Regions from separate parts of the Homo sapiens genome. Here region 1 is linked to region 2. A link is a loop called in an ENCODE intact Hi-C map of the cell type or tissue named here. Cell type or tissue: K562. All regions are shown on one strand. Each heading gives the region's core, and the rest is flanking DNA. Links, peaks and the distances in the headings are about the cores only.

Region 1 (15,454 bases), core at 4,842-9,841, 72 kb before region 2:
CTTAAAACTCCCCAACTCTGGCGCCAACTTAGACGATACTGTTTTAAGCACTTATTTTTAATTATCCCCACCTGCCCAGTTCCCTTATTAGGCCGAGACACTAACTAAATTATCTGCTTCCCTGACTATTCCTGGACTGTAGCCACATCTCATTGCCACCCTTCTTCCCAATCCAAAGCCTCCTTTGCGTCCTCCTCTTGTTTCCCCCGACCTTAACCCACAAGTATAGGATACCTCTACTCCCTCCTTGGCGACCGATCATGCACCCCTTACCATCTCATTAAAACCTAATCACCCTTACCCTGCTCAATGCCAACATCCCATCCCACAGCACGCTTTAAAAGGATTAAAGCCTGTTATCACTCACCTGTTACAGCATGGCCTTTTTTTTTTTTTTTTTTTTTTTTTTTTTGAGACGGAGTCTCGCTCTGTCGCCCAGGCTGGACTGCAGTGGCGGGATCTCGGCTCACTGCAAGCTCCGCCTCCCGGGTTCACGCCATTCTCCTGCCTCAGCCTCCCAAGTAGCTGGGACTACAGGCGCCCGCCACTACGCCCGGCTAATTTTTTGTATTTTTAGTAGAGACGGGGTTTCACCGTTTTAGCCGGGATGGTCTCGATCTCCTGACCTTGTGATCCGCCCGCCTCGGCCTCCCAACAGCATGGCCTTTTAAAGCCTATAAACTCTCCTTACAATTCCCCCATTTTACCTGTCCTAGAACCAGACAAGCCTTACAGGTTAGTTCAGGATCTGCGCCTTATTGACCAAGTTGTTTTGCCTATCCACCCCATGGTGCCAAACCCATATACTCTCCTATCCTCAATACCTCCCTCCACAACCCATTATTCTGTTCTGGATCTCAAACATGCTTTCATTACTATCCCTTTGCACCCTTCATCCTAGCCTTTCTTTGCTTTCACTTAGACTGACCCTAACACCCATCAGGTTCAGCAAATTACCTGGGCTGTACTGCCACAAGCCTTCACAGATAGCCCCCATTACTTCAGTCAAGCCCAAATTTCATCCTCATCTGTTACCTATCTCGGCATAATTCTCATAAAAACACACGTGCTCTCCCTGCTGATCATGTCCTACTGATCTCTCAAACCCCAGCACCTACAAAACAACAACTCCTTTCCTTCCTAGGCATGGTTAGTGTGGTCAGAATTCTTACACAAGAGCTGGGACCGCACCCTGTAGCCTTTCTGTCCAAACAACTTGACCTTACTATTTTGCCTAGCCCTCAAGTCTGCGTGCGGCGGCCGCCACTGCCCTAATACTTTTAGAGGCCCTTAAAATCACAAACTATGCTCAACTCACTCTCTACAGTTCTCATAACTTCCAAAATCTATTTTCTTCCTCACACCTGACACATATACTTTCTGCTCCCCGGCTCCTTCAGCTGTACTCACTCTTTGTTGAGTCTCCCACAATTACCATTGTTCCTAGCCCGGCCTTCAATCCAGCCTCCCACATTACTCCTGATACCACACCTGATCCCCATGACTGTATCTCTCTGATCCACCTGACATTCACCCCATTTCCCCATATTTCCTTCTTTCCTGTTCCTCACCCTGATCACACTTGGTTTATTGATGGCAGTTCCACTAGGCCTAATCGCCACTCACCAGCAAAGGCAGGCTATGCTATAGTATCTTCCACACCTATCATTGAGGCTATCGCTCTGCCCCCATCCACTACCTCTCAGCAAGCCGAACTCATTGCCTTAAGTCAAGTCCTCACTCTTGCAAAGGGACTACACGTCAATATTTATACTGACTCTAAATATGCCATCCATATCCTGCACCACCATACAAGAGGTTTCCTCACTACACAAGGATCCTCTATCATTAATCCCTCTTCAATAAAAACACTTCTCAAAGCCGCTTTACTTCCAAAGGAAGCTGGAGTCATTCACTGCAAGGGGCATCAAAAGGCATCAGATCCCATTGCTCTAGGCAATGCTTATGCTGATAAGGTGGCTAGACAAACAGCTAGCATTCCAACTTCTGTCCCTCATGGCTAGTTTTTCTCCTTCACATCAGTCACTCCCACCTACTCCCCCGCTGAAACTTCCACCTATCAATCTCTTCCCACACAAGGCAAATGGTTCTTAGACCAAGGAGATATTCTCCTTCCAGGCTGGACCTGGGCAGGACCAGCCCGGTCATCTACAGCTGAGGTGAGGCCTGGGCAGATTTCCCCTCACAGCCCCAGCAGGAACCAACCCCAGGGACACCTCAACCTTGGACTTCCGGCCTCTAGGAAGATCAGTAAGAGATTTCAGTTGTTCAAACCACCCGGCCTGTGGCAGTTTGTTCCAGCAGCCCCAGCCAACTCCTGACCTGAAATATGTTTATTTGTTTACATTTTCTTTGCTGCTTTTTAGAGTCTAAGCCCCACGTGGGCAGGCCTTTTTATATTTTAATCACTACCCTATCCCAAGTGCCTGGACGGTGTTGTTGGTGTAAAGCAGTTGCTTAATAAATATTTGTGGAATAAATGAATGAATGTGTTCATTGCTCACTCTGTGGCTGGCACCACACATAAGTGATGTATCGTCCATACCCAACCTGCAAGGCAGGCAAGATGATCCCTGTGGGAGGCTCCGAGACTCTCACAGCACACCTGTGCCCAGCCGGTTCAGGATTCAGGGCTGGGTGTGTGACTCCCTTCCCTACGTGGTGCCACTTTCACAGCCAAACAACTGGTTCTTGAGCAGAGGGAGAAGAGGGTAAGGCATGAGGCAGAAGGAGCTCTGTTACTGACACTGGGCTAGGACACAGCATGCCCTTGGGGACAGTCATCTTCAGAGTAAGGTGCTCAGGTGCTCAGGACTCTTAAGTCACACATTAGGGTAGGGTCAGAGTTGACTGCTTCATCTCGCTGGATGGTGCCTCTACTTCAGAGTTTTCACACCTGAAACGCTGAGTTTACCAACAGATGCTTTAGGTTATGTTAAACCCGTGGAGATTTAGAAAGAGACAAATACCACACGTTCTCACTTATCAATGGGAGCTAAAGGATGTGTACACATGGACAGAGACTGTGGATTACTGGACACTGGCGACTATGAAGGGTGGAGGGTGGGAGGGAGGTGGATGAGGAGAAATGATTTAATGGGCACAATGTACATTATTCTGATGACGGATACACTAACATCCCAGACTTCACCACTACTCAATATAATCATGTAACAAAATTGCACTTGTACCCCTTAAATTCACCCAAATAATAACAAATTAAAAATAAAAAATACGGCCAGGTGCGGTGACTCACGCCTCTAATCCCAGCACTTTGGGAGGCTGAGGCAGGAGGATCACGAGGTCAGGAGTTCGAGAACAGCCTGGCCAATATGGTGAAACCTCATCTCTACTAAAAATACAAAAATTAGCCGGGCGTGGTGGCACATGCCTGTAGTCCCAGCTACTCAGGAGGCTGAGGCAGGAGAATCACTTGAACCCAGGAGGCAGAGGTTGCAGTGAGCAGAGACCGTGCCAATGACTCCAGCCTCAAAAAAAAAAAAAAATTACAAATAAAAATAAAAAATAAAAGTCAGTGATGCAGGCAGTACTGATTTCAATGTATATTTATATAAATTAAGAGAGATCTTGTAAATAACTTATAAACTTTTTAAATGGATCATGCATTTAGTGTTGTATATGTAAAATCTCATCAATAGACCTAAGGTTATGCAAATTTTCTTCTAGAAATTTTATAGCTTTGCATTTTATTTAAGAGAGATCTTGTAAAAAGTGTACACGGAACATTCACTATAGACCATATCCAGTGTCAGAAACAGTTTCAATAAATTTTAAAGGATTTATATCATACCAAGTATGTACCCTAACTACAATGAAGTTAAAATACAAGCCACTAAAAGAGATATCTAGAAAATCCACAAATGTTTGGAAATTAAGTAGTACATTTCTAAGTAATTCATCGGTCAAAGAAGAGATCACAAAGGAAATTAGAAATATTTCAATGCGAGTGAATGAAAATATAATATCAAAATATGTGGGATGCTGCCATGTAGTCAGAAATGTATTCTTTATTGAAAAACAGGAAAAGTCTAACATCAGTTATCTAAGTATCAACCTAAAGAAATTAGAAGAAAAAAGAGGAGTAATATAATATCAAAATCAAAAGAATGAAGGAAACAGTAAAGAGCTGAAATCAGTGAAATTGGAAGTGGACAAATAATAGGAAAACTTACAGGAAATCAAAAGCTGGTTGATTGATAAACTTCTAAATAGACTGATTAAGAAAAAAAAAAACTGAAGAGACAACACACAGATTATCAATATCAGGAATAAAGAGGGCTCATTACTATAGTACCTACAAATAGTAAAAAATTAATAAAGTTATATTATAAACAACTTTATGCCAATACATGTGACAATTTAGATGAAATGAACAAATTCCTTGTGAGACACAAATTATAAACCTAGGAGAAATCGCATCTACATATATATATATAGTGAGAAATTGAATTTTGTAATTTTAAAATTTTCTCACAAAGAAATTACTCATCCCAGATGGTTCCACCAGTAAAGTCTATCAAATAGAAATAAAAATACCAATCTCTTTCAGAAATATAGTAGGAGGAAACTCTTCCCTACTCATTTTATGGCAAGAGAAGATAAGAGAAGAAAATGATAGTCCAATATCCCTCATGCAGTTAGGTCCAAACATCTTTTTTAAAATACTACCAATAATAACAAGGGAAATATAAAAAATACATCATGACCAATGGAGTTGATTCCAGAAATACAAGGTTGCTTTCCCCCTTACACTGGTAAGAAGGGAAAATTGTATTTGTCCTGACTGCTTCTGTTCAACTTTGAAATGGAGACTTCAGGTGATCCTTCAGGAAGTTCTGAAGCTGGGATGGTCCTTCAGAGACGTCCAGCATTAACCTGTGGGGCTGGGCTGTTTTATCCCCACATCTCCTAGTCATTAAATCAGGACTGTCACTGGGCTAAGAGGATAGCATTTGGCCAGGCAGCTCCCAGCAGCAGCTAACATCCTGACAGGTCGAAAATGGAAGGGTCTTCAGCACTCGCAGCATCATTACAGGCAGACTTTACAAACGCTGGACGCGTGGGCCCTATGACCTCGCACTTTCGCTCTGTGCGCACCAAAAGGCATGTACCAGAATGTTCACAGCAGCTTTATTCATAATTGTTCAAACATGGAAATTACCCAGACACTTGTTGTTGTTGTTGTTGCTGCTGCTGTTGTTTGTTGTTGAGACAGAGTCTCGCTGCGATGCCCAGACTGGAATGTGATGGCACCATCTCGGCTCACTGCAACCTCCGATTCCTGGGTTCAAGCGATTCTCCTGCCTCAGCCTCCCAAAGTGCTGGGAGTACAGGCATGTGCCACTATGCCCAGCTAATTTTTGTATTTTTAGTAGAGATGGGGTTTCACCATATTGGCCAGGCTGGTCTCGAACTTCTGACCTCTAGTGATCTGCCTGCCTTGGCCTTCCAAAGTGCTGGGATTACAGGCATAAGCCACCACGTCCATCCTACCCAAACATTTTTAACACTCAAATGGATTCATATGAAAGTAGGTAGATACATACATTGAAATACTAAATAGAAATGGGAAATAAACAATGACTGCTGCACGCAACATTATAAGCGAATCTTGCAACTTTATAATCAAGTGAAAAAAAACAAAAACCAAAGAGTATATGGTGTGCGACTTCATCATATAAAGTTCAAAACAACACAAAGTTACTCAGAAATCTGCACGGTGCTTATCTTGGGAGTGTGGCAGGTGCTAGAATGGTCAGGAAGTAGGGCAAGTTGTATTCCAATTCTTGGATCTGGATGGTTACATGGGTGTAACAATTCATTGAGCTCTACATTTATGATTTGTGCATTTTTATGAATGTATATAACTCTATTTTAAACTTTTTACTTATAAAAAAGATAAGATACAGATGGGAGAAGATATTTGCAAAGCATATAACCGAAAATGGGGATTCCTATTAGGAATATATAAGGCAACCCTGAGAATCAGTAAGGAAAAAAGTCCAACTAAAAAATAAAAGGGGCCAGGCACAGTGGCTCATGCCTGGCACTTTGGGAGGCCCACAGTGGGAGGATCACTTGAGCTCAGGAATTCGGGACCAGCCTGGGCAACATGGCAAAACTCTGTCTCTACAAAAAACACAAAAATTAGCCAGCCATGGTGGCGTGCACCTGTAGTCCCAGCTACTCAGGAGGCTGAGGAGGCAGGATTGCTTGAACCTGGGAGACAAAGTTTACAGTGAGCTGTGATCCCGCCACTGCACTCCAGCCTGAATGACAGAACGAGACCCTGTCTGAAAACTAAAAATAAAAGGCAAAAGATATCAACAGACCATTCAGAAGAGAAAAAAAATACAAGGCCAAGAAACATAAAAAGATGTTCAATATAGCTACTAAATAAGAAACTATGAATCAAAACAGTATGAAATGTCATTTCATAACCATCAAATGGAAAATATTAAGAAGACTAACAATCTCAACATAAGTGCAAATATAGAGCATGAGGTCTTCTTACCTCTGGAGATTTGAAGGGTAATTTGGTACAATACCTCTGGAAAGAAAACATTTGCTCTTTGATCCAGCAGTTCCACATGTAAAAAAATAATAGAGAAACTTTTGCAGAAGTTCCATAGGGAAAATGGCACAAGAAAGTTCATTGCATTATTCATAATAGAAAAAATACATACAGCATGTCATCAATAAAATAAATTTTGAAAACATGTAAAAAATGGATTCACACATGGGATGTTAGTGGAATTTTTGAATGCCATTAAAGGTACACACAAAATTGGAGCTGATGGTTACCACTGGGTGAAAGACAGGGAAGAGAAAGGGTCGTGGAAGGGTATTTTAGGAGATTTGACGGCATATGTATTGTTTTGCTTCTTAATAAAACAGAAAGCAAGTGTGACAAAATGTTAGCACTCAAGAGAGTTGGGTGGGGAATGTGTTGTGTGTTATAAACTTTTCTGTGTATTTGAAATATTTTATATTTTAGGGAAACCATTCAAAGGTATGCCTCTTAATCTCAGGACTTTCTCTCTCTCTCCAGGAGAGTGACTCTCACCAGCCCCACCCTCATTGCCAGAGGACGTTGCACGCTGCACCTGTCATGCCTCACGCTTGTGCTGTACGTGCCCAGGCCTCTGTAAATGGAGAGAATGGGGTGAGCTGACACAGTTCTTCAGGCTCTGCCCAGCAGAAGATATTATGAAAGGTCTTCTCATCTCTTCTTGAAATGGGCTACCTCCCACTGACCACTAGGTGGGACATCAGCTTGCCAGTTGCCCAATAAATGCAATGTCTATAGAATTCTTGAAACAGCCTCTGTTTCTGAGAGGGGCCCATGCTCAGAAGACTGTCCATGGACCGGCCTAGTGGTGCACTTCCTGAGTCTGGGAGCAGCACCTCTTTGAACTCCTGCTGAGGACACTGATTTGGGAGTGCAGTGCACATAAATGTAATTTACATTTATGCTTCTAATTTACATAAATGTAAACAGGGATTCAGTGAACTGGAATTTTCTTTGGTTCATAACTGGTTTTTTTCTGGCTAACTATGGGTTGGGAGAAGGAAGAGAAGAAATGGAAAATAGCATTTATTTGGGGTCTGTTATGGGCCAGGAAGCAAATTACAGCTTTATCTCATATAACGCTCATGTCTATCCGTTGAGAGGGCATCATTTCCCAGTTACAAATGAGGAAGCAGTGGCTCAAACATGTAAGATGCCTCGCCCAACGTCCAGTGAGCAAGCAGCAGACAAAAGGTTTGAACCATCTCTTTCCGCCAACAAAGTCTGGTTTCCACCGCGTGCCCTCTCCAGAAAACCTTTGGAGTAAAACTCAGAGAGACACAGAGAGAGAGAGCAAGAAAATATTTGGTATAATTTAAACACTTTCAGGTACAGCCATAATAGAAACAGATAAGAAAACAGATAAAAGACCAATCACTTCCTGGTCTTTGTCGTGCCTGTGCCAAAATAACAGAAAAAATAAAATAAAAATCACTCTACCTTATTCTTTCTTGTTCTTTCCACAAAATGTGTTTTTTGTTTTTGTTTTTTGTTTTTTTTTGAGACGGAGTCTCGGAGTCTCGCTCTGTCACCCAGGCTGGAGTGCAGTGGCACGATCTCAGCTCACTGCAAGCTCCACCTCCCGGGTTCACGCCATTCTCCTGCCTCAGCCTCCCTAGTAGCTGGGACTACAGGTGCCCGCCACCATGCCCAGCTAATTTTTGTATTTTTAGTAGAGACTGGGTTTCACCATGTTAGCCAGGATGGCCTTGATCTCTTGACCTTGTGATCTGCCCACCTCAGCCTCCCAATGTGCTGGGATTACAGGCATGAGCCACTGCACCCGGCCCAGACATTTATTTTCTCACAGTTCTGGAGGCTGGAAGTCCAAGATCAAGGTGTCTGTAGTGGGGGTTTCATTTCATTTCAGTCTGAAGCCCTTCTCCTTGGCTTGCAGATGGCGTCTTCTCCTGAGTCTACACAGGGTCTTCCTTTTGTGTCTGTTTGTGTCCTAACCTCCTCTCCTTACAAAGATGCCAGTCAGTTTAAATTAGAACCCATTCCTGTGACCTCATTTAACCTCAGTCACCTCCTTAAAAGTCCTATCTCCAAATCCAGTCACATTCTGAGGTACTGGGGGTTAGGACTTCAACAGATGACTTTTGGGGGACACAGTTCAGCCCTTGACAGAGAAAATTCAAGGTGTCAAGGAACCAGATCAGGCTTTTGGGGGGTCTTTGCAAACAGCCATAGATGGTGTGTATGACCTTGTCTAGCCATCAAACTGAGAGAGAACCATCCTTTCCAGAAATATCTCAGTTGACTGGCACCAGAGGTGGATAATTAGTAAACTATTTTTTTCTTTTATAGTCTTTTGAACATAATTATGACAAGGATTCTGGGGAGATTATAGGGTTTAATAATTTAATCTCCTCAAATTTCCTTATAAAAACAGACTGAATAACTAGCATATCAAAATCAAAGACTTTGTACTTCTACAACAAAATCAATGACCAGGAATCCCAAAGAATCTCACAGTAAGAGTGTGTGGCACAAACCACCAACAGCTGCAGGACCCACGTGGTATGAGGATCTGTGTAAAGGGAAACAACTGGCAAGTTGGGGAAGTCAACTGGGATTCCAACAGTCCAGAGGACAGGAAAAAACAACACTGCTGACCTGTGTTCACTGAAAGCACAGAGCTCCAATCCGAGAGTGGCAGGTTGGGAGATGACTCTACCGGGTTCAGTTCCTGAGTGGGTAAAGGAGACCACAATACTATTCTGACCACAGTGAAGCAGTCTATAAGTCTTCAAAGCTAGCAAACAAAATGCCCAGATAAGAGAAATGACTTAGAAGAAAATGCAGAATGGGGATCAGAATGTCAGATCTCAGAAAACACAGGCAGTATTTTTGAAATCATTTTGGAAAAACAACAGAAGAGGGAATGTAGACCCATGAAGTTTGAAAACCTGTCTTGACCTATGCCTCATCCTATGAACAAAGAAAAACTTGTTTCACTTTAAAAAAAGCAATAAAATGGATGATAGCCAAATCTAATATAAAGTTATGATAAGAGAAAGCAGAATAATAACATATTAATAACAACAATAATATTGGCCCTACAGACAATGAAAATACAACAGAGAGGTACACATTCAATGAAGATGAAAATGTAACCTAATATTTGAAATGAGGTAAAAAGAACTAGGAAAATGATAGGTGTCATTAAAGTATCTTAAAGTATCATTTAAATCATAATTAGAAACATTTAGAAATATAAGATTTGAAAGACAGATGAAGATGACAGAACACAAAACAGAATTAGAAGTATAAAGGAAATTTTTCAGAAATAAAAACTAAATTAGAAGGGACATCAGAGCCAATAAACAAAACAAATAATGCCTTAAAAGAAATGTAAAATGCAAAAATGAAAAAAAAGGAGATTTTACAAAATTAAAAAGATATTAAGTGTTTCAACTTCTGGTTAGGATGTAAAAAATCACAAAAGACCACCACTCCAGCAGAGCAAGGATAAAGCACTGGTAAGCTATTAAATTGTCTTTTTCTTTAAAACTATTTAAAACCTATAGATTCGAAATCCAAATAAACTAAATTCCAGAGATGGATGAGCCCATGTCAGGTGAGAAAACTGGTCCCTTCCATTCCTGTGGTAAGTTGTCAAGCATGGGGTTGTAGATGGACAGAAAATCAAGTCTGCTACAGGCAAATAAAATTTGGGGGAATAAGGAGAAACTAACTGGAAATTTTACAGCTAGTGTTAGACTTGAACCTGGAGGAATCCCAAATACAGCATTGGACATCTCTGTCCGTCTTCCAACTCTCTCTCATAGAAATTTATTGAATAAATGGTGTCCAAGAAGTCAGGAGATGACACAGAAAAGCAGAGAGAAATGTTGTGGTGTCATGGTGCTTAGATTTCATAGCCTTCCTGGAGAGAGGGTGATCTCACACTCAAGATATTTGAAACCAGAGGTGAACTAAATCAACTGGAGTGGCAACCTCAACTCTAATTCAGCTCAACTAATTATTAGATTGAAGAGATCAGATCCTAATCCAAGATACCTGACACACAAAAGGGCAAGCACTTCCTAGAAAAATTAGTACCTTCTTTCAGTCTCCACTGCTATGGTATACATAAACTGCAGCATTCAATAAAAAAACTACAAGCCAGCTGGGCATGGTGGCTCACGCCTGTAATCTCAGCACTTTGGAAGGCCAAGGCAGGGGGATCACAAGGTCAAGAGATCAAGACCATCCTGGCCATCACGGTGAAACCCTGTCTCCACTAAAAACACAAAAATTAGCTGGGCATTGTGGGCTGTGCCTATAGTCCCAGCTACTCGGGAGGCTGAGGCAGGAGAATCACTTGAACCTGGCAGGCAGAGGTTGCAGTGAGCTGAGATTGCACCACTTTACTCCAGCCTGGTGACAGTGAGACTCCCTCAAAAAAAAAAAAAACAAAAACTACAAGCCATGCATATAAACTGGGAAGTATGACCCATAATCAAAAGAAAAAGCAGTCAGTAGAAACAGGCCCACAGATGACCCAGAGTTGGCATTAGCAACTAAAGATTTTAAACTAATTAATACATATGGTGACATTTTTAGAGGGAAATATGGGCAAAATGGGTGAAAATATAAAGAATTTTAGCAAAGAAATCAAAACCCCAAAAAAGAACCAAATGGAAATTGTAGAACTAAAAAACACAATACCAACGTAGAGAATTCAGTGGGCGGGCTTAATAGCAGAATGAACAAAATAAAGCTTTGGTAAACTTGAAATTCTCAGTAGAAATTCTCTAAATTGAAGCATAGAAAGAAAAAAGTATTTTTTAAAAAGCAGAGGGTGAGAGAAATGTAAGGTAATACCAAATGGTCTAATACACATGTAATTGAAGTCCCAGAGAAGAAGAGAGACAAAATAGGTCAGAATAAATATTTGCAGTGATGCTAGCTGAAATTTTTTCCCAAAACTGATGAATGACATCAATACACAGATTCAAGAATTAGACCACTGTCTCCACCTACTTCAGTTTCCCTCTATCACACTTCCCCTCATGACTGGTGGAACTGGAGTGGCTGCCGTGATTTTTGTGTTCTGGCTCAGGGGTGGGATTAAGTTTAGTTTGGGTTTAACAGGATAAATGTATGTGCTTCACAATTACTTCCACATGAACTTATCACCAGCTAGTCTAGTGTAGAAATGACCTCTAGGAATACTCTTCCTACACACTCTTCCAATTCACCCAGCTTGGTGACACAAATATCACAATATATGGGCATTGAACATCTCATTTCTTTGACTCATAGGAAAAGTATCTGCCTACACAGGACCTAAAGTTTTAACTACCCTGATATTCTGCAATAGTTATATGTGGCAGGGGGGGCAGTTCAGGTTCATTGATGGAGTATTTTAAGCACACATATCAACTGGATTTTTCTTTGATGGGTCTAATTACAGAGATGTCCTTATAAACCTCTCCAACCTTTGAAACATGGTTATAATAGTATTATGAGGATTCTAGTATATGTTATTACAGATTCAAGAGAGGGCCAGGTGTGGTGACGGGTGCCTATGATCTCAACATTTTTGGGGGCCAAGGTAGAAGACCACTTGAAGCCAAGAGTTCAAGACCAGCCTGGGCAACATAACAGCACCTATCTCTACCAAAAAAAAATATATATATAGCCAGGTAGAGTGGTACATGCCTGTGGTCTCACCTGCTCAGGAGGCTGAGGAAAGGCAATCACTTGAGCCCAAGATTTCAAAGCTGCAGTAAAGTATGATTGCACCACTGCACTCCAGCCTGCATGACAGAGGGAGAGAGAAACCCAAACACAACAGGAATGCCAAAAAAAATTTACTCAAAATGTTGACGAAGCTTGAATATGTTAATTTAACTGTGATTTGAAAAGATGTTTTGGAATGTTTCGATAAAACATGGGAGAAATTACAGACTCTTTATGTAGACATGCATAAAAAGTAACTTTTTGACAATTTAAAATTTGTTAAAGGGTTAAAAGAAAAAAATAGAATATTTTAAAAGCTATAATGATGAATAATGAAACAACAGAAATTATTTCTATATTAAAAAAGGAACTTCAATAACAAAAAAGTTTACACCAAAAGCAGTAAATCATTAATAGGAAGATAAATTTCTAATAGAAATAATAAATAGTTTCTTGAATGATTTGATATCCAATTAATAATAAGAAGTGGGCTAGGTGCAGTGGCTCACTCCCATAATCCCAGCACTTTAGGAGGCCAAGGCAGGAGGATTGCTGAGCCCAGGAGTTTGAGACCAGCCTGGGCAACATAGTGAGACCCCTGTCTCTACAAAAAAAATCAAAAAAGTAGCTGGGTGTGGTGGTGCGCACCTGTAGTCCCAGCTACATGGGAGGCTGAGGTGGGAGGATTGCTTGAGCCTGGGTAGTTGAAGCCACAGTGAGCCATGTTCATACCACTGTACTGCAGCCTGGGCAACAGCACAAGACCCTGTCTGAAAAAAAAAAAAAAAAAAGTGAATCATAGGAACACAGTGAAATAAGATTCCAATTTTTTGCTTTTGTGGCACTGAATACTGACACTGATAATGAAAAACTCATAATATAGGCAATCTTGACCATCTGGATAATGAGGAAATGTTGGTTCAAAGACTACTTAAGCATAGTCAAGAAAACATGAAATGCCTTGAACACTTAAAGCCCATGTGTGAAAGAAACTTGATAGAGGTCTTCCCAATTTTAACAACAATTCTAAAACTTTGCATGACATCATTACCAATAATGAGCTGTGAGGCTAAAATAAATAAATAAATAATGTCTCACCTGTTGATAATAAATAAATATTGATTCCAGATGCCAGGGGAAAGACCAGATTACCAATCCATTCTCTTTTTTAGAAAATTTTAAAAATTTCATCAAATGAAGAGGAGAGCAAAGAATAGGTATCCCCCACCCCCCAAAAAAAATATAGTTAGTTAATATAAATAAAATACTAGGTTACTTTTCTGGATCCTTTTATGTGTGTGTTATTAAATTTATAATTGATGGTGATTGGTGTCTCTTCTAAATAGATAGTCACTTTTATACCTAACTTCATATTCATAATTTCCTATTATTAAAGTGGGCCCCCAGAATCATATGTTTTGGACCCCACAAACCTAAATACACCTGCATACAAAGTCCTGGCCATGTTTCAATGACATCAGTCACAGTTCCTGGTGATAGTGAGGTGGAGGTGGTGTGAAGACAGGCCCTCAAAGGTCTTCAAATAAATTAACAATGTCTCTTAATTTTTATTAGCTTTTTTTTATTCTTATGCTTTGCCTTTTTTCCCTAAAAGTGTGGTTCAAAGGAAAGAATTTTTCAATTTTCTCAAGTTTTTCGATCTGGTTTCACTGTTACTCATGAAAGCCAGAGGGCAGGGCTTTGGACAAAATGGTGTCCAATAATCAGAAAAAAATGTAAATACAAATCTAGGACCACAGGATTAAAACTAACGGGAATGGTATAAAATAATAGAGAAAATGTGAGTTGTGCTGTGTAGACGGGGATCAAAGGGTAACAGAGGGGGCGGGGAGGAGATGTCATGAGGCGGGGACAGCTGGGGACACCCAGCCCCTGGCAGAACCGCAGAGCTGCCACGCCTCCATGCAGTCACTCCTGGATTTATTTTTAATAGTTTGCATGAATGAAGGAAACAGCAAAACCATCTGTTTTGACAGCTGGGCCCATGCACCAGAAGACTTCTTGCGGAGATAAGGAAACCTGGCCTGATCCTAGGAGACCAGAGGACACCCGTGTCAGCCGTGGTGACAACGAGGCTCTACAGAGGGCGGACTCTGTGCCTTACACTTTGCTAGGGGCTTGATCATATTTCGTCAAATGTAATCCTTCCAGAAACCTCAGAGGTAGGCACCACTGTTATCCTCACACAAGGAAAGAAAGGCCCTGAGAGATGCGGGTGGGAAATGCAAGAGCTGGCGACAAACTCCCACCCTGTGTTCTTTCTTCCCAGTGAAAGCACTGGGTGAAGCCTGGGGTGGCATCTACAGACATCTTCCATGTTCTTCTGGATGGACCCCACATTTCCTCAGGGGCTGATGAAAGCAGCTACGTGACCAAGACACCAAAAGGAGGTGGCCTGGAGAGTGGAAAGGTAATGCCACCGGAGTGAGAAGACAAGGAGTCTAGGCTCCGATGGGCTTCTGGCCAGCTTGGGCCTAATTTTCACCCCCTAAATTTCTCTTTCCCTGTGAGCAAAACAAGAATGACAATAGGCTGCATTGATGCGGCCCAAATAATGAGCTGGGACTGCTCTCAGTGCTTTCCAGACACTCTCTTTCTCTTCACCCCCAGAACCTTGTCACTATCCCTACTGCAGATGGAGACACTGAGTGGAGAGTTTCAGTCACTTGCCCCTGGTCAGAATTTGAGCCCAGGGAGGCCAGCTCCAGTCTGCGCTCCTAGCCACTGAGCACTGATCTGCCTTAGGCATCTGCAGGGGTCCTGCTGGGCCACCGAGGACCCTTAGCGCTCTGGTTCTCCAAGTGGGGTCCTTGAGCCAGCAGCACCCGGGAACTTGTTAGAAATGCAAATTCCCAGGCCTCATCACAGGCAACTAGATCAGGCACTTCGAGCGCCTGGGGATGTGACCCAGCCATCTGTAACGAGTCCTCCAGAGAAATCTGAAGCTTGCTAAAGTTTGAGAACCACTGTTCCAAATGTTCTCTAAGGTTCTTTGCAGAGCTGAGCTAAGAAGGAGGCAGGGCCAGAAATGCAGGATATGACACAGGTGAGGCAAGGGGGACTCAGGGCCATGGGGACGTGTTTCTTAGTAGACAGGCAGGTGTCTGTCCTGATGTGGCCATTCTT
Region 2 (15,454 bases), core at 9,962-14,961:
GCAGCATTGCATCACTCAGACTTGATTCTTCAGAGCTTCCTGGAAGTGATTCTAGTTTCACAATTAAACGAGACGATTGTCGGAGAGAAACCTGTTCAACATCTCCAAATTCATGGACGGTTTTGCCAAAATAAAAATTTTGTAGGCACCAGTGTGGTTCATTAGGACAATACAGGCATCCTTCACTACATTTTCCCTAGCCCTAAGCCTAGTGTCTACATTAATTGATATTAAATTAGTCTCGCCCCTAACCCTGCTTCTAGTGGTCACAGCAGCTACAGGGACCATCCAGCTGAAGGTCTTGGTATGTGATCTCGAAAGTCAAGGTCAGCGTGGAGAACTGGAAAGAGGCCTGACTAGAAGACAGACTGTCGCTGGTCAGTTGTGTCATCTTCTGCAAGTTGCTTAAACCTGTTAAGTTTTCTCACTCTAAAGTGAGGTGTTGGGGCAGTGTCTCTGACTTTGAATGTGCATGAATGACCTGGGGACCTTGTTCAAATGCAGATTCTCATCCAGTGGTCTGGGCTGGGGCCTGAGATTTTGCATTGCTAGCAAGCACCCAGGTGATGCTAATGTCGTCAGCCCACTGACTACACTGGGCAGCAAGGGGCTGGACAATCTTCTATCCCTTGATAGATCTAAAAACCATCCTAGGGCTGAGGAAGCTGCAATGATGTTAATTTTTAGAACATACAAGATTCTCTTATTTACGTATCCTAGGCTGTCCTCCCAACTCCCTCTAGGTCATCCCCTTCGCCATCAGTTGCCTATATGAGAATGACCAGAAATTGGCCATTCCCAGGCCCGACTTTCCCCTCCTCCATCCATTCTTTCAGATGCCTACCGGACATCTCCACAACGTTCTCCTACAAGCCCTTAGCACTCAAAGTCCTCAAACTCTGGGAGGAAGCCTGACTCCTCTCTTTTCACCCCTACTCCCAGCATCCATTCAGTCCCCGAGGTCTGTCAGCTCTCCTTCCTAAATAGCTCTCGACTCTGTCCACTTATAAACTGATGCTGGCAAGCCTCCTCACCTTCGAATGGCCTGTTGTCTTCTCCTAGATTCTAGGGCATTCCCACCAGGATAACACCCATTCCTCCATTAGGTATCAGCTAGAACTTCAGTTCCTTGGGAATACAGCACTTCACAGCCTCTCTGGATTAGAATAAGGTCTCTGTTCACACTCTTTTAAAAACACTGGGCTTACTTGTAATTACTTATCTTTCCCACTTATAACAACAAAATGTGACATGCTTTTTGTCCTCATCCCTAAGACCTAGCTAAGTGCTTTGCACATGACTGGTGTTCAATTAATATTTGTTGATTTCTCTTATATAGTTCTCACACCAGCTGTCCCAAGACCGTTTGCTGGTAAGACATTCTTCTTCTTCAGGGTAGGACTTTTTGTTCATTTTTAAATTGTTTCCAGGGTTAGTACTGATTGTTTTCTTTGATTCAGAGTGTCTCTGCAGGGAGTAGGGGAGATATTTCAAGTTCACTGTTTTAATTTTGCCAGTAAAAGGAAATTTACCGTTTTGCTTCTTGCATCTAGTCACTGCTAGCCGCCCCCACTTCTAGTGAAGATGGTCAGAACTCTAATACGCAAACAAAACCGAGCTGGGGAGAAAGACCACAATTAGTGAATACGCACGTGGGAGCCCTCCCTGGACAAGCTCCTCATCTGAATTCTTCAAGACTACAGAAGATGTTAAGTAGCTGTCATTACATAATCAGTGGGAGATGCCTTCAGAAACATCCGCCTACAGAAAGAGGTAGCCCGTCTCTCCAGCACCCACATTCCTGGGCGAGGGTGACACTCCAGTCAGAAGGTAAGAATCCCATGTAAGCGCTCTGTGAAGAGCAAACCACCACTCAATTGGAATACAGTAGCAGTCCTGGAGGAATCCAGGACTCCAAGCGCACTGAGCCCTGTAGATCTCACCCAGCGGTGAGCGCTGGAGCCCCTGCTGGGAGGACCCATCGTGCCAAAGGCCTCTGAGCGCAGAGCTGCCCAGACTGGCCAGGGACAAGACCTGGAGCTGCTGGGAAGCACAAAAGCTCATCCAATTTACTTCTCCCAGAAATATCTTATCTACCTGAAGTGAACAGTTAAATCCCATGATTAGGTCCCTTGTTTCAGCTTCATCATCCATCCAAATCCACGGCCCATTGTAATGCAAATCATGTATAGTCTAATGCAAACAAACAGACTTTTATCCTAAGACATTTTTGTCCTTATATTTGATACAAGGAGAGGATGATACTTTAGGAATAACAGGCTAATACTGAGAGAACCCAGGCTCGATGTAGTCACCTAATATTATCAACAAAGTCAACAGAATAAAGAAGAAGAAAAAAGCAGCAATTATTTCCTTACTGCTTTCAAAATGTGGGTTACAACCTATTACATTTCAAAAGCTTCCCCGATAATATCCCTGTTTTATTTATAAACTTAAGAGCTGATTTCTGTCACCCTCATCTCTTCCTATCTACATCAAACCTCTGAAGGCTAAAAATGTAACAGACTTTCCTTGGAGTGGGAGCAAAGGGTGGGGACTGGCCCCTGGATGCGTGATCACAAGGGTCTAATGACCATGCCTGTTCAAAAACAGACCCTTACCACAGTTATTCCTCCAGGCAGTCTCCCTGAGGTTGTACAGAGAAATTCTACTGAAAACCCATCCTTATAAAACATTTAAATATCATATAGTTTATCAAGGCAAAGCAAACTACCGAAAAACTCCCTCACACCTGTAATCCCAGCACTTTGGGAGGCCAAGGCAGATGGATCACAAGGTCAGGAGACTGAGACCATCCTGCCTAACATGGTGAAACCCCATCTCTACTAAAAATACACAAAAAAAATTAGCCGGGCGTGGTGGCGGGCGCCAGTAGTCCCAGCTACTCTGGAGGCTGAGGCAGGCGAATGGCGTGAACCCAGGAGGCGGAGCTTGCAGTGAGCCGAGATCGCGCCACTGCACTCCAGCCTGGGCGACAGAGCGAGACTCCGCCTCAAAAAAAAAAAAAAAAAAAAAAACTTCCCACAACAAACCTCAAAACTCTTAAATAGATGCAGGGACTGTGCGGTATGCAAAACCAACTAGTAAAGGAATGTTAACACCTAGTCCCAGACTCCAAAAATAAAAGTCAGCTGGAAAGCAATGCTGTTTAGCCCTCCACGGAGAACACTGTCCACCTCATTTCCCTGCATTGTTTGCTGTATTTACGTAGAAAAAGAAGTTCCATTCAGGCTGTGGACTCCGCTGTTTAGCCGCATATTATATTTATCGGACACTTTCTACATACTAGGCATTGTGCTTTCTGCGGACATTACCTCACTGAGGCATGCACAGCATCTCCTAAGTGGACACTATAGGTATCTCCATTGTACAAAGCGGACAGTAATCCTTGCGCAAGTTGAGCAGCGTACCCAGGGTCACGAAGCCAATGAGAGGAGCAGTGGGATCTGAACCTCTTTGGGATTCTAGAGAGGGAAACTGTAACTACTATACAGAGCTGGTGGCTGGTGCCCTGGGAAACCCTTCACCGGCTTACAAGACCAGATGAGACTGAGATATAAAGGAACTAATTCCATTCCCACTGTTGGGAAATAACATGTGCCATTCTCATGGGACATCTGAGAGCTATTAATGAATAGGATGTTACACTGACCCATCTCCACAAGGGAAGACAACAAAAAGGAACAAACTGTGTAAGTTTTATATACTTACATCTGGCAATTTCTGCCTTTCCCGGAGGCTTGTTTATAACATTTTGTAATGCACCATAAATTGAAAATTTTAATTATCCATTACTCTATGTAAACTTTGGTAATCAAACTCCATTTCAAGATGTTCTTGGGGCTGGGTGAAGTAGCTCACGCCTGTAATCCCAGCACTTTGGGAGGCCGAGGCAGGTGGATAGCTTGAAGTCGGGAGTTCAAGACCAGCCTGGCCAACATTGCGAAACCCCCTCTCTATCAAAAATACTATTAGCTGGGTGTGGTGGTGTGCACCTGTAATCCCAGCTACTTGAAAGGCTGAGGCACGAGAATCGCTTGAATCTGGGAAATGGAGGTTGCAGTGAGCCGAGATCACACCCCTGCACACCAACCTGGGAGACAAAGCAAGACTGTCTCCAAAAAAAAAAAAAAAAAAAGTCCTTGGATTCAGACTTCCGTCATATTAGCCACACGCCTCTTCTTGCCAGAGTCCTGCCTGGCTGCAGGTTCAGAATGGCCCGCAAAGTTTCAGAAAACAGAGCTCCAGGCCCCACCCCAACTCTGAATCTAAAATCCTGCTAGTGTGATGGTCATCCGTGGTTTTATAAAGTTCTACAGATGAGTTTAGTGTGCAGCAAGGCTGGACAGTCATTTTAAATTGATGAGTACCGATTGAGCAGTTTGCGATCACTAGAGTTCATTAGTCATTTCTTTCCTGGATTTGCGGGCAATGGAAGTGGGAGTGGTGCCTGAAGTGAGCTCCTCCCCACCTCGTGGCATCACCTCTTCAGCAGAACAAGGCTTGTCTGTGATGTACATAAAAACGCTCTTTCTCATGCTATTTCACTGCATTCCGCTTTTCCGCTTTAAATCTTTACAGACGTGAGCCACCACGCCCAGCCTATTTATGTTTGAGAGGCCCAGGCTGGAGGATCACTTGAGGCCAGCAGTTTGAGGAGCGCCTGAGCAACTCAGCAAAACCCCGTATTAAAAACAGCCAGGCATGGTGGTGTGCACAGGTAGTCCCAGCTACTTGGGAGGCTGAGATGGGAGGATCACCTAGCCCAGTTGTTTAAGGCTGCAGTGAGCTGCAATCACACCACCAAACTCCAGCTTGCGTGACAAAGCCAGACACCGTCTCTAAAATTAAAGAAGTAACATTAAAAAAAACTTAGCCGTTTCATGCCACTAGAGGTATTTTCTTTCATTTCAGAGGGAGTTAACAAACCCCACCCCAGCAGTGCCCTTCTCTGCAGTCTTTCTGTCCAACAGTGAGTGGATGATGATTCCAAATTCATCCTCCCAGGGTCTCTTTTAAGCAACTCAACACTTTCTGCTGGCCACACTCAGGCTCAGGCCCGTCCTCTTGCCTGGGTGTTCATTAACAACTCCCTGCCCGGCACACCTGCTTGGCTGCTTCCTGGCCACCCTAGTGCAGAACTACCACACACACCCAGTGCCTGCCACTTTATTTTGCCCTTGGCTCTGAATCTCCCGTGACTGCAGTTTCAGATATGGAATTCAGGGGCAAGTACACTGACTAATGAATGAGTATATAATGGAAGCAAAACTTTACAAGAATAAAGAAAAAAATTCCCAAAGTAGCAATTTTAGAAATTTAATCGGGAAGATTATCAAATAGCTGGTCTTTCAGACAGATGAAACATTAAGCACTTATACCTACACGGCCTTTCTCTAGCTATGAGAACTCGGCCAACCACACCCATGCCAGCATCGCCCGGCCTCCCATGCGAACAGAGCTGGGCTCCACTTGTCTTGTCCACTTGTTTCCTCTGTCCTGCATCATGAACTTTTGCCACCACTTTGCCTGACCCAAACTTAATGCACTTTATTAATAGTCAACATGACTCAGGCTCTAGTACTGTGCTCCTTCAGGACCCAGCTGGGACTGAACCAGGCTACCTGGTAAAAGCGAAGGGAAGCCGGTTTAAGACTTGTCTCTGCCTCCTCTATGCTTTGAAGAAGGATTCACAGGTTTTGCTGGGGATGACAGGAAATTCAACTGAAATGGAAATTTACCCACATTAATTCCACACCTGATAACAGGGACATACCCTAAAGATGGGAAATTATGGGGAAAAATTTTCAGGTACAGCAGCTGCATACTGGAAGAGAGACCTGTAGCATTCTAGTTGTGTTTCAAATCAGCGTCCAGTTGGAGAAACACTTTGTCTCCTAAGATTTAAAGTAGGAAATTAGAAATAAATACTGACAAATACCTGACAGTCTCAGTGTTAAGGTAGTGTTATTTTTTTTAAAGTTCTGATGCAAGAACACCCACTGAGAGCAGCCAAAATCTGGGACCTTGGCTATGCATAATGCCAAAGAGAGCCAAACACACCAAGCGATGAGCCACTTACCTCAATGAACATGTCTTCCACAAAACAAGCATCCAGTGCCTTCAACACAGGCATACGTCAAAAATTCCTGGTCCAGGGTGAAAGCCCAGTAGGCATCCACAGGCTGGTTCTCAGTGGATTCATTTGGATTAAGGTTAGTCATTAAAAGGGAGGATAACAAATAAGCTATCTTCTTAGGGTTTCTTCTCTTGTTCTTTGTACTACAAATTACTTGGTGATGTATGTTTTCACGCAAGGAAACAGGCCTAGATAAGAAACCAGGGTTATGAAAATCAGAACTTCTCCTCTACTCTCCCTGACACCAAAGGTTTTCCAACGTCTGGTCAACAGACATCCCTAGCAGATTTTTAAGAAATCTGAATGAAGTCTGGGTATACCGAAGTCACGCACGGCTTTTGTCCCCATTACATTTTCAAACTTCCTTCATATATAGCAGTAAGACCAAGTCATGTATTTGGAATGAACCATCTGGTCTATTACATACAGTCTACCACTATAAAAATGGACATAAAAATGAGTCTTGAACTTGTATTCTGTCTATGGGGATACCACCCAGAATGCACCGGATCGCATCTGAACCTGCATTCTGCGACTATCAAAATAAAGGCAGGCCCAAAGGAAACTGAGAAACTGGCCTAGAACTGAGTGCCTGCTATCTCGTCTTCGTGTGTATTTTGATTATGTATCTCCCTATTGGAAGAACAGAAAAGTTCAACACCACAAAAGCTGGGAAGCAGTACAGGGGCAAACTCAATGGTCACTTGTGAGCCTAACATAATTACTGAATCTTTCATGATTTTTTACATGTAGTTTTAAATAAAAATGTCGGTTTTTTTTTTTCAGCCCAATATCCATGTGCCTAGGTAAAATTCTCACACCCTAAGAAGAAAACTAATGGAAGTTTTCCTTTCTTACATGTGGTTAACTTCAACTTTACGCAACCAACCTTAATTTTACAGATTCACGCTTAACTTTTAAATAAGCATCTTGCCTCTCGAAAGCCACCTTAATATATACTGAAGCAGGTGAATTTGTAAAAAGAGAAGACTTTAGGTTAGCAATTGAATCACAGTGGCAAGAATTCTAGAATTCTGATATGGCCCCGTACGAGGAGTTAGGGAAGGAAGAATGAGTATTCGTATTCCTTCCTTCATCCAAGCACGTCAAAGCATATCAGAGAAAACCATCAGACCCTCACATCCAGTCGAAATGCTACCAACTAAAATATGAGCATTTTGAATCACAAAATTATGTAAACATTCAAATAAAAAAATCAATGTGAAAAATCAAAATGATCTGTTAAACCTCCAATTTTTACTTTCAGAGATTGCTGATGCCTATGTCAATGTATCTCAAATAGTTTCCTTTTTACACATTTAACTCAACTTTGATACTATACCTACCAGACCTGGACCAGTTTAATTGCATAGGAAGATTTTTACTATGTTTACATTTTTCTTAAATTAATTTTTAAAAAAGCATAGTAAAGAGTCTGAGGACAAATTATTCAACTGTTTATCATACATAAGACCGCATGACTATAATACAAAGGGGGGTTCTTTTTTCATTTAACGTTACAATATACACAGCAAGTCCGGACTAGATCTTACAATCTGAACACAGGTATTTAACCTTTTCCATGCTGTTTATGTTTACAATGCACAGAAGTCCTGTAACCAAACTGTGTAGTAAAGCACACAAAACTGGACTGTAACATAACACAGTATGCAGAAGCATTGGATTTTATGATTTTCTTTACGTAAATATCGGTTTAAAAACTGCTTTAGTTTTTTGGTGCTTGCTAAGATGTGGCAACCAGCACAGAAAAAAAAAATGACCTGACCCATATGATATCTTAACCTTATATTCCTAAACAGCAGTAACTACTGAATTCCTTTTGATATTGCTATACTCAAGATGATATCCTTTTATTCACTGTAAACCTTTATGAACTACCAAGTTCAAAAAAATCATCCACAGGCTTGACAGTTAATTACAAAATAAATATGGATTTCCTGATAAACAACAAAAAGTTTTTGTAGTTTATAAAAACGAGTATTTCCAAGTTTCCATTCACATTTACATAGTGTTTAGCCTTTCTTTTCTCACTGTTTACATATAAAAACCTGCTTTTGTTCAGAAAAAAAATTGACCTAGTCAGCCACATGGAATTGACCAATAGAATGAAACGCGGTGTTCTGCTGAGTCATCTTAAACAGGTTATCGGCAGAGGTAGATTACTGCTTCTTTTCTAGGCTTCTTTTGATCCTGGACAGGTAAATTACTTATCTTCATTCTCCCAATTCAACCGCTCAAAAGTGTCACACCCCAAAATTGGTCAATTTAAAATGGGAACACAAATTTAGCAACTGCCAGACTGTGTTACATTAAGGCAGCGTAATCTCAACACGAGGCACCTGTTAAATACCAGCCTGTCTGCTCAGGTCACGCATGAGAGTTCTGCTTTGCTTGCACTCATACTCTGGACCTGTTGGTGCAATCAAGGTCTTGCTTTCAAGTTTACAAGTAGGTTAATCAGGAATACAAGAATCAACTGCTGGTTCCATAGCTTCTGGATCCAGTGTCCCTTTACCTTCAGAAGCCTGAACACACTTAGAATGTAACAGATGTTGTAATCTTGAATTAGATGTCAATCTACTATGTTCAGTACACAGATTGCTGTAAATGTATTGGCTATGGATTCAACAACAGTTCCAGTTTTGTTTAAGCAATAGTACAGCCATAATTTTCAACTGACATTTAAAAATGGTCTAGTTACACCTTGTGTCAAAGTGCAGAACTGCTACATTATTGGTTACAGACATCTATGTGCTATAAAAACAGCTTTGGTACAATAAATTATCAAAAAAGAAAATAAATTTTTGTAAAATTCACAGCATAATTGTGAGGCAAAAAAGCAGTCACATAAAATTCTGCATTTTTTAAAAATGTTCAGGATGAACAGAAGACATCTTTGTGCAGAAGAAATGGTGGAGATACCACGTGCCGAGAAAAAGCAAAAGAAAAAGTAAAAAGCAGGAAGGGACACAGCTGTAGCTATTTCCATCAAAGCAAACCACTACTTCTGTGACCTTCAACCAATAAGGAAGTCAACTTTATGACACACGCAAAGTGACCTTGCAATACCTTACAATTAGTGGGTCACAAAAGTCTATTTTAAAAGAAAGGCCTCTTGAATTACCCATTCTCTGTGTTTTCAGCATTAAGGACTGTCTGCAAAAGCATGTCCAAAAGTGATTGCATCTGAAATGGTAGGCTCTTCTAATTTCGAGTCCAAATCCATAAGGCCAAAGGTTATCCCAAAGACCACCACTCAGACCTCCCCAGGACTGGCCACGACCGACCCGTTGATTGCTTCTCAGTGCACCTTGGTTAGGAGACCAGTCACGTTCCATCCTATCTTCCTGTGGCCTCTGCAACGGGAGAGCCACAGGATCCCATGTAATTGCTGCTTTGCTCCTCAGTAGGTTCAGATAGGAGAGTTCTGATCCCCGCCACTCAGCATGCTTACTGTGCCTGACAAACTTCACCACAACCGTCCCTTTCATACAGCTGAAGATGGTGTTTGTGGAAGCTGGAGGTCCCTCTTCCTTACAGTACTGCATTTCCGTGCCCAAGTGTGTTTAGAGGACTTAAAAACCCAAATTTCCCACCCTCCCACCCAAAACAAAACAGAACAAAACAAAAAAAAAGGGGGATGGGGGGGACAAAAAGAAAAAAAAAAAACACCCTCATGGGGCCCTTTATGCAAATTATGTGCAGTGCCTTTTACTTTAAAATTAGTTGGCAAATGACCAAGACCAACATCTGAATATTAACTTTTGCTGAATAGAAAGACAAAAAAACCCCACTGTGACTGGGATGTGGCAAGTTAAAATGGGGGAGCAAAAAGAGGATACCTCTGAGCTATCCATGAAGATGGGTTTGGACATGGCTCTTTTAAACACTTCAATGTCCCTTTGCAATCTTTTCAAGTTAAAAAAAAAATCAGCTTTGCCCTCTTGTAGCGGTTCAGTGTGTTAATCTCCTCCTGATTCAAGCAGCTTTGCACTTTGTTTTTGGAAAAAAAACACCACTTCTATAAAAACACACAAGAAACAAACTCAAGTTTCAATGTAGTCACGAGCTAGCTACAGGACTCTGTTGCACACAAACTCCTGTCATGGGGGACTCTTCTCTATCAGCCCCTTGCCTCATTGTCAGATGTCCTTCAGTCATGTAATGTGCAGGACCTGTATTAGCAGAAAATTGGTATGTTGGATGTCCAGCTATGCCAGTCTCTTGGCGGGGATTGGAGTAGACGGTCAAATTAACGTCCATAGCTCCATTCTGTCCAAAGTCCAAGGTATTAGCAGCCACTGGGCGATTCTGGTAGGCCTGATTGCCTTGGTTACCAGTAGAGGAGGAAGATGTCGAGGAAGAAGTCGTTGAGGAAGACAGGGATGTCATGGAGTGGTGACTGTGGCCAACCTCCATAGAATCTTGGGTAGAGGAGCTATTCGTTGGAGAATTGTAGACCCTTGGCCTGGTCCGGTTACCCAAGGCTTGTTGTCCATGGTGGTGGTGATGGTGGTGGTGGTGGTGATGGTGATGGGAACTGTTACCATGGTGATGATGCAATGCATTCTGTTGAGGGGCTACATGAAAGGTTGTTTCTTGAACAGGATGAGTTTCAACAGTGACCTGTGTAGGAGCTTCAGTGCCTGACCAACCAAGAGGAGCAGGAAATTGCTGACGCACCTGAAAGAACAGATTTTTAAAAGGATTTTTCAGAGGACTGTTTCCAAGCTTTAATCTTCCATCAAAAGCCATGACACTAACAAACTAGCATCATATTAATCAGGGGGAAACGGTTTTTGAAACTTTTAATGTGTTAAGACAGTTTTATAACACAAAATCCCAAATACATTCAAGGGCAAAAAATTTCATCATGAAAGCTGCAATTTTTAGGAAGTTATATCCTTAAATAGGTTCATCTATTTCACTAGCCACTGTCCTTCCTTGGGAGCCCTGTTTATGCCAGGGGTCAGCAAATATTTCCTGAAAAGGGCTGGACAGTATTCTGGGCAGGTCCAAAAGGAAGTCTTTACTTTTCCCTCATGTCCTTCCTCTCTCCATCTTTCTTCTTTCAATAAAGGACTACTATCTACCTAGCTGCTCAACAATGCCTCTGTCCAACCCATGAGCAAGAACTTATGAGTCTACCTGTGAAACAGATTCCAAATTTGGCCTCTTCTCTTCATCCCCATCATCTCTTGCCTACGCTAACACAACAGCCCCTTAAATGAACTCCTTGTTTCCATCCTTGCCCTTCTCCAAAGGGTAGCAGGAACAATCTTTTCTTAACACAAATCCAATCACTTCCCTATTTAAAATCCTTTAATGACTTCTCACTGCACTTAGAAAAACAAAATAAACCCAAATGGATACAACGATCTGCATCATCTGGCCAATGCCCACTTCTCTAACCTCTTTCTCCACCCATCCTATCCCTGGCTACCTGAGTTCCAAACAAAGAAGACCTGCCTTCCATTCCTCCCCTGGGTCAAAATCTCTCAAATGCCTCAGTGTACTAGTAACACGCTGCTCCCTTCTGCCTAGAAATGTTATTTCTTGGATTTTCTTATTGCTTGGATGTCTCTTTTTCATCGCTTCAGTTCCAGAGCCTTCCCTGACCACTCTGGCTGATGCTGCCTCAACAACTGTGGCAGAAGCTACTGGTTGTGCACAATATTCTTCTCGTTCCTGAGCACATGGCTACACAACACTTCCCAGCCTCCCTTGTACTTACTGATGGCCATATGTCTAAGCTGTCAATGGAATGTGAATGAAAGCTTGTGTCACTGCTAGCCTGGCACACAAGATAATACCTCCCAAGTCCTTCTGCCTGCTGGACACAGTAGACAAGTAGGCCCTAGGGCAAGGTGGAACCACAAGATGGTAGGAGATCAGGACCTGGAAGACGGCCTAGCCACTAACCTGAACACCTATTCTGGACTGTTGCACAAAAATGAAGGAAACTTGGTACTCTTTAAGCTACCATATTTTGGGGGTCTGTTATATCAGAGTTTGGCCTATTCTAATTAATACATCCTATCCAACAAACAGTCTTTCTCTACCAAATTATCCTTATTTTCTTTTTAACAGCTAATGCTACTTGCCATTTTTCTTCATGTTCATTTTATTTACTTGTGTCACTGTAAGCTCTAGGAAGGCAAAAGGCTCAGTCTCTATCCAGTGGCTGGCACAAATTGTTAAGGGTTTATTCAACAAAGGTGGTCTGAGAACCAAACTTTTAAGAGATACTACTGAAAACAATCAGTAGAAAAGCTGGCAGTGAGTTCTCAGAAAATACTATATGGTTTTTATATGAAGTTAATCAAGTTACTGGATTAGAAAATCACATGGGGGGCAATCTGGCAATAGTTATCAAAATTATAAATCACATTACCCTTTGAAACAGTCATTCTGCTTTCAGGAATTTATATCACAGATAAAATGTCTATGTGTGAATGAGACATGTACAGTGGTGCCTCCTTATCCACAAGAGATACAGTCCAAGATCCCCACTGGATGCCTGAAACTGCAGAGGACTAAACCCTCTATATACTATGTTTTTTGATCTGATAATCTAGATGGCTACAAAGCAAAGTAACTTATCTACTGTGTGGACATGCTAGACGAAGGGATGAGTCATGCCCAGGGTGGGACAGCATGAGATTTCATCGTGCTACTCATAACAGAATTTAAAACTTACGAATTGCTTCTGAAATTTTCCACTTTATATTTTTGGACCGTGACTGACTGAATAACTGGAACTGTGGATAAGAAGGGACACTACCGTACAGGGTTATTTATTAAACTACCATTTGTAAATAGTAAAAAAGGTTGGAAATGAACTAAATGTCCATTAATAAATAGGGGACCGGTGGCCAAGACGGCTCACATCGGTAATCCCAGCAGTTTGGAAGGCTGAGGTGGGAGGATCACTTCAGCCCAGGAGTTCAAGACCAGCCTGAGAAACATAGTGAGACCTCACTGCAGGGTGTGCTGGGACACAATCATAGGCCTAGTTACTCAGGAGGCTGGGGTGGGAGGATCACTTGAGCCCAGGTGCTCAAGGCTGCAGTGAGCTGTGATGACACGAGTGCACTCCAGCCTGGGCTAAAGAGCAAGACCCTAGCTCTAAAAATAAATTTAAAAATGAATAAACAAACAATAGGGGAATGGTGAAAAGACTTATGGAATATCTAAACAACGGGATACTGTGCAAATAAATAAAAGAATGAAAAAGCTCTCTATTTACTGATATACAGAAAGTGCTCCAAAATATATGTCAAGACTAGAAAAACCAAGATGTTCTGAAAGCGTTTGCCTGGTATGGTACTATTTGTGTACAAAGGGTGGATGAAGAATATGTATTTGTATTTGCTTGAATATGTATAAAATATCTCAAAAAGTATACAAAAAACTAATAAACTAATAACACTGGTTTAGAAATTGAGGGGCTAGAAGGCATGGAAGGAAGGAAAACCTTTCGCTGAATTCCCTTTTATATTTACTTATTTTTAAAACCATGTGACTATATCAACCACTCAAAAATTAAGTAACAAAAAAGGATTTGAAGCAAAATCTTGACCTCTGTGAAATCCAGGTGGGAAGAACGCGGTGTCTTATGCTACTCTTGTATGTGTTTGCGGTATGGAATAGATCTGGAAGAAAGAAAGGGAAGAAGACAAGACAGGCGGATGGTCTAAAGATTTAGAGAGAGCCCCTGGGAGTAGTGATACTTAAGACCTGAAGCATAAATAGTAGTTACCAAAACAAAAGGAGGAGGAAAAGAGTGTTCCAGGCTGAGAGCACAGGAAATGTAAGAAAAGTAAGAGAGAATGTGGCATATTACACAAAGTGAAAAATGAATTAGTGTGACTAGGGTGAGTGAAGAGGAGAAAGAATGGCCTCGGTGGGGACCAGATCCTGGAAAGCACCGACGCCTTGATAATAAGTCTACATTTCACTTCAGGTAGAAGGGCAAGTCAAAACTGGTTTAAAGTAAGGAAAACAGGCCAGGTGCAGTGGCTCATGCCTGTAATCCCCACACTTTGGGAGGCCGAGATGGCCAGATAACCTGAGGTCGGGAGTTCATGACCAGCCTGGCCAACGTGGCAAAACCCCGTCTCTACTACAAATACAAAAATTAGCCAGCATGGTGATGTGCGTCTGTAATCCCAGCTACTCAGGAGGCTGAGGCAGGAGACTCGCTTGAACCAGGGAGGCGGAAGTTGCAATGAGCAGAGATTGTTCCATTCCACCCCAGCCTGGGCGACAGAGCAAGACTCCGTCTCAGCAGGGGAGAAAAAAAGTAGGGAAAATAGCAAGAACAGACCACTTTAGTGAAAGCTCACTTGGCTGCAGGGAAGAGAATGGTGCTGACAGGTGAATGGAATGAGACACTCCATTCTAATAAGACAAGTCATAACAATGAGGTAAAGTGAAAGGTGGAGAATAAAAACGTATTAAGATGTGGTGAATCCAGATAATTTACTGTCTGATTCAGTGTGGGGAAAGAGGGAGAGAGGAGTGCCCCCAAATTTACAACTTGAGCAAATGGGTAAATTTAGGGCCATTTTTACAAAGAATGGCAAAAGTAGAAGCGTTGGGAAGGAAGTGAAAATGATGACTTCAGTTTATGTGCTGTGTGTGCACATATTGTTGAGACTTTCAAGGTGACATTTATAGTAAACAATTAGAAAGGCCCCAGGGGTTCAGAAGTGAAGTCTAAGTCAGAAGTCAAGACTTAGGAGCAACTAGCATGAGGATGGTGACTGCAGGCCCTGGCAGGTGTGGCTGAAATCATCCAGGAAACATTAAGCGGAGTAGGGAAGGGACACAGGTCATGCCTCGAGGAACACCCAGGTTTCAGTGCTGGGTAGAAGAAAAAAAACGAAACAGACAGTGAAGGAAAGGGCAAAGAAAAGGGGTGGGGGGAGGGAAAGAAGAACATCCTGCCAAGGAAACCAGCAGTGAGTGTTTCAAAGAGTGGGGAAAAGTCAACACTGCCAAATGAAGTTGTAGAATGCAGAAAGACAGCATTAGGGTGTCCACTGGACCCATGAATAAAGGTCACCGCTGACACCGGCAGGAGAGTTGGAGGGCAGGACCTAAGTGGAACAAGCAAAGAGGTCTTCAGGGTAAAGAGACAAAGACCACAGGTAGCAGAAGTATAGGGAAAGAAAGGGGGACACGCAAAGGTGCTGCTTAAGATGGGAGAGGCCTGAGGATGAGGAAATGCTGATCAACAGAAAAAGCCAAAAGAGGAGAGAGTGAAGA

Evidence for each region. Hi-C counts contacts between places; a loop is a spot of excess contacts. Peaks named below come from ENCODE experiments on the same cell type or tissue, not always from the same donor. Only the 100,000 strongest peaks of a DNase experiment are listed, where the experiment ranks them.
Region 1: it touches region 2 in a loop (2.4-fold over the local background); 5 of 110 quality-filtered maps call a loop at or near these places.

Annotation. Positions count from the first base shown.
Region 1 is chr21:37,574,614-37,590,067 of GRCh38, reverse strand. All of the region lies in intron 1 of KCNJ6-AS1 (KCNJ6 antisense RNA 1), which reads right to left. Among named protein-coding and RNA genes, the nearest start is that of KCNJ6-AS1, 64 kb to the right of the region's middle. RefSeq lists an enhancer at 1,572-2,359. In K562, for the core only: a CTCF peak has its summit at 7,310 (motif pointing right); a DNase peak (open chromatin) is centred at 7,307; H3K27me3 peaks cover 567 bases.
Region 2 is chr21:37,507,321-37,522,774 of GRCh38, reverse strand. DYRK1A (dual specificity tyrosine phosphorylation regulated kinase 1A) reads right to left here. Exons shown (of 12, transcript NM_001347721.2): 12 at 1-10,864. The coding sequence ends at 10,244. It overlaps KCNJ6-AS1 (KCNJ6 antisense RNA 1), which reads right to left and starts at 4,139. Exons shown (of 8, transcript NR_183540.1): 1 at 3,733-4,139. RefSeq lists an enhancer at 14,939-15,128. In K562, for the core only: no CTCF peak of the experiment used is centred there; a DNase peak (open chromatin) is centred at 12,804.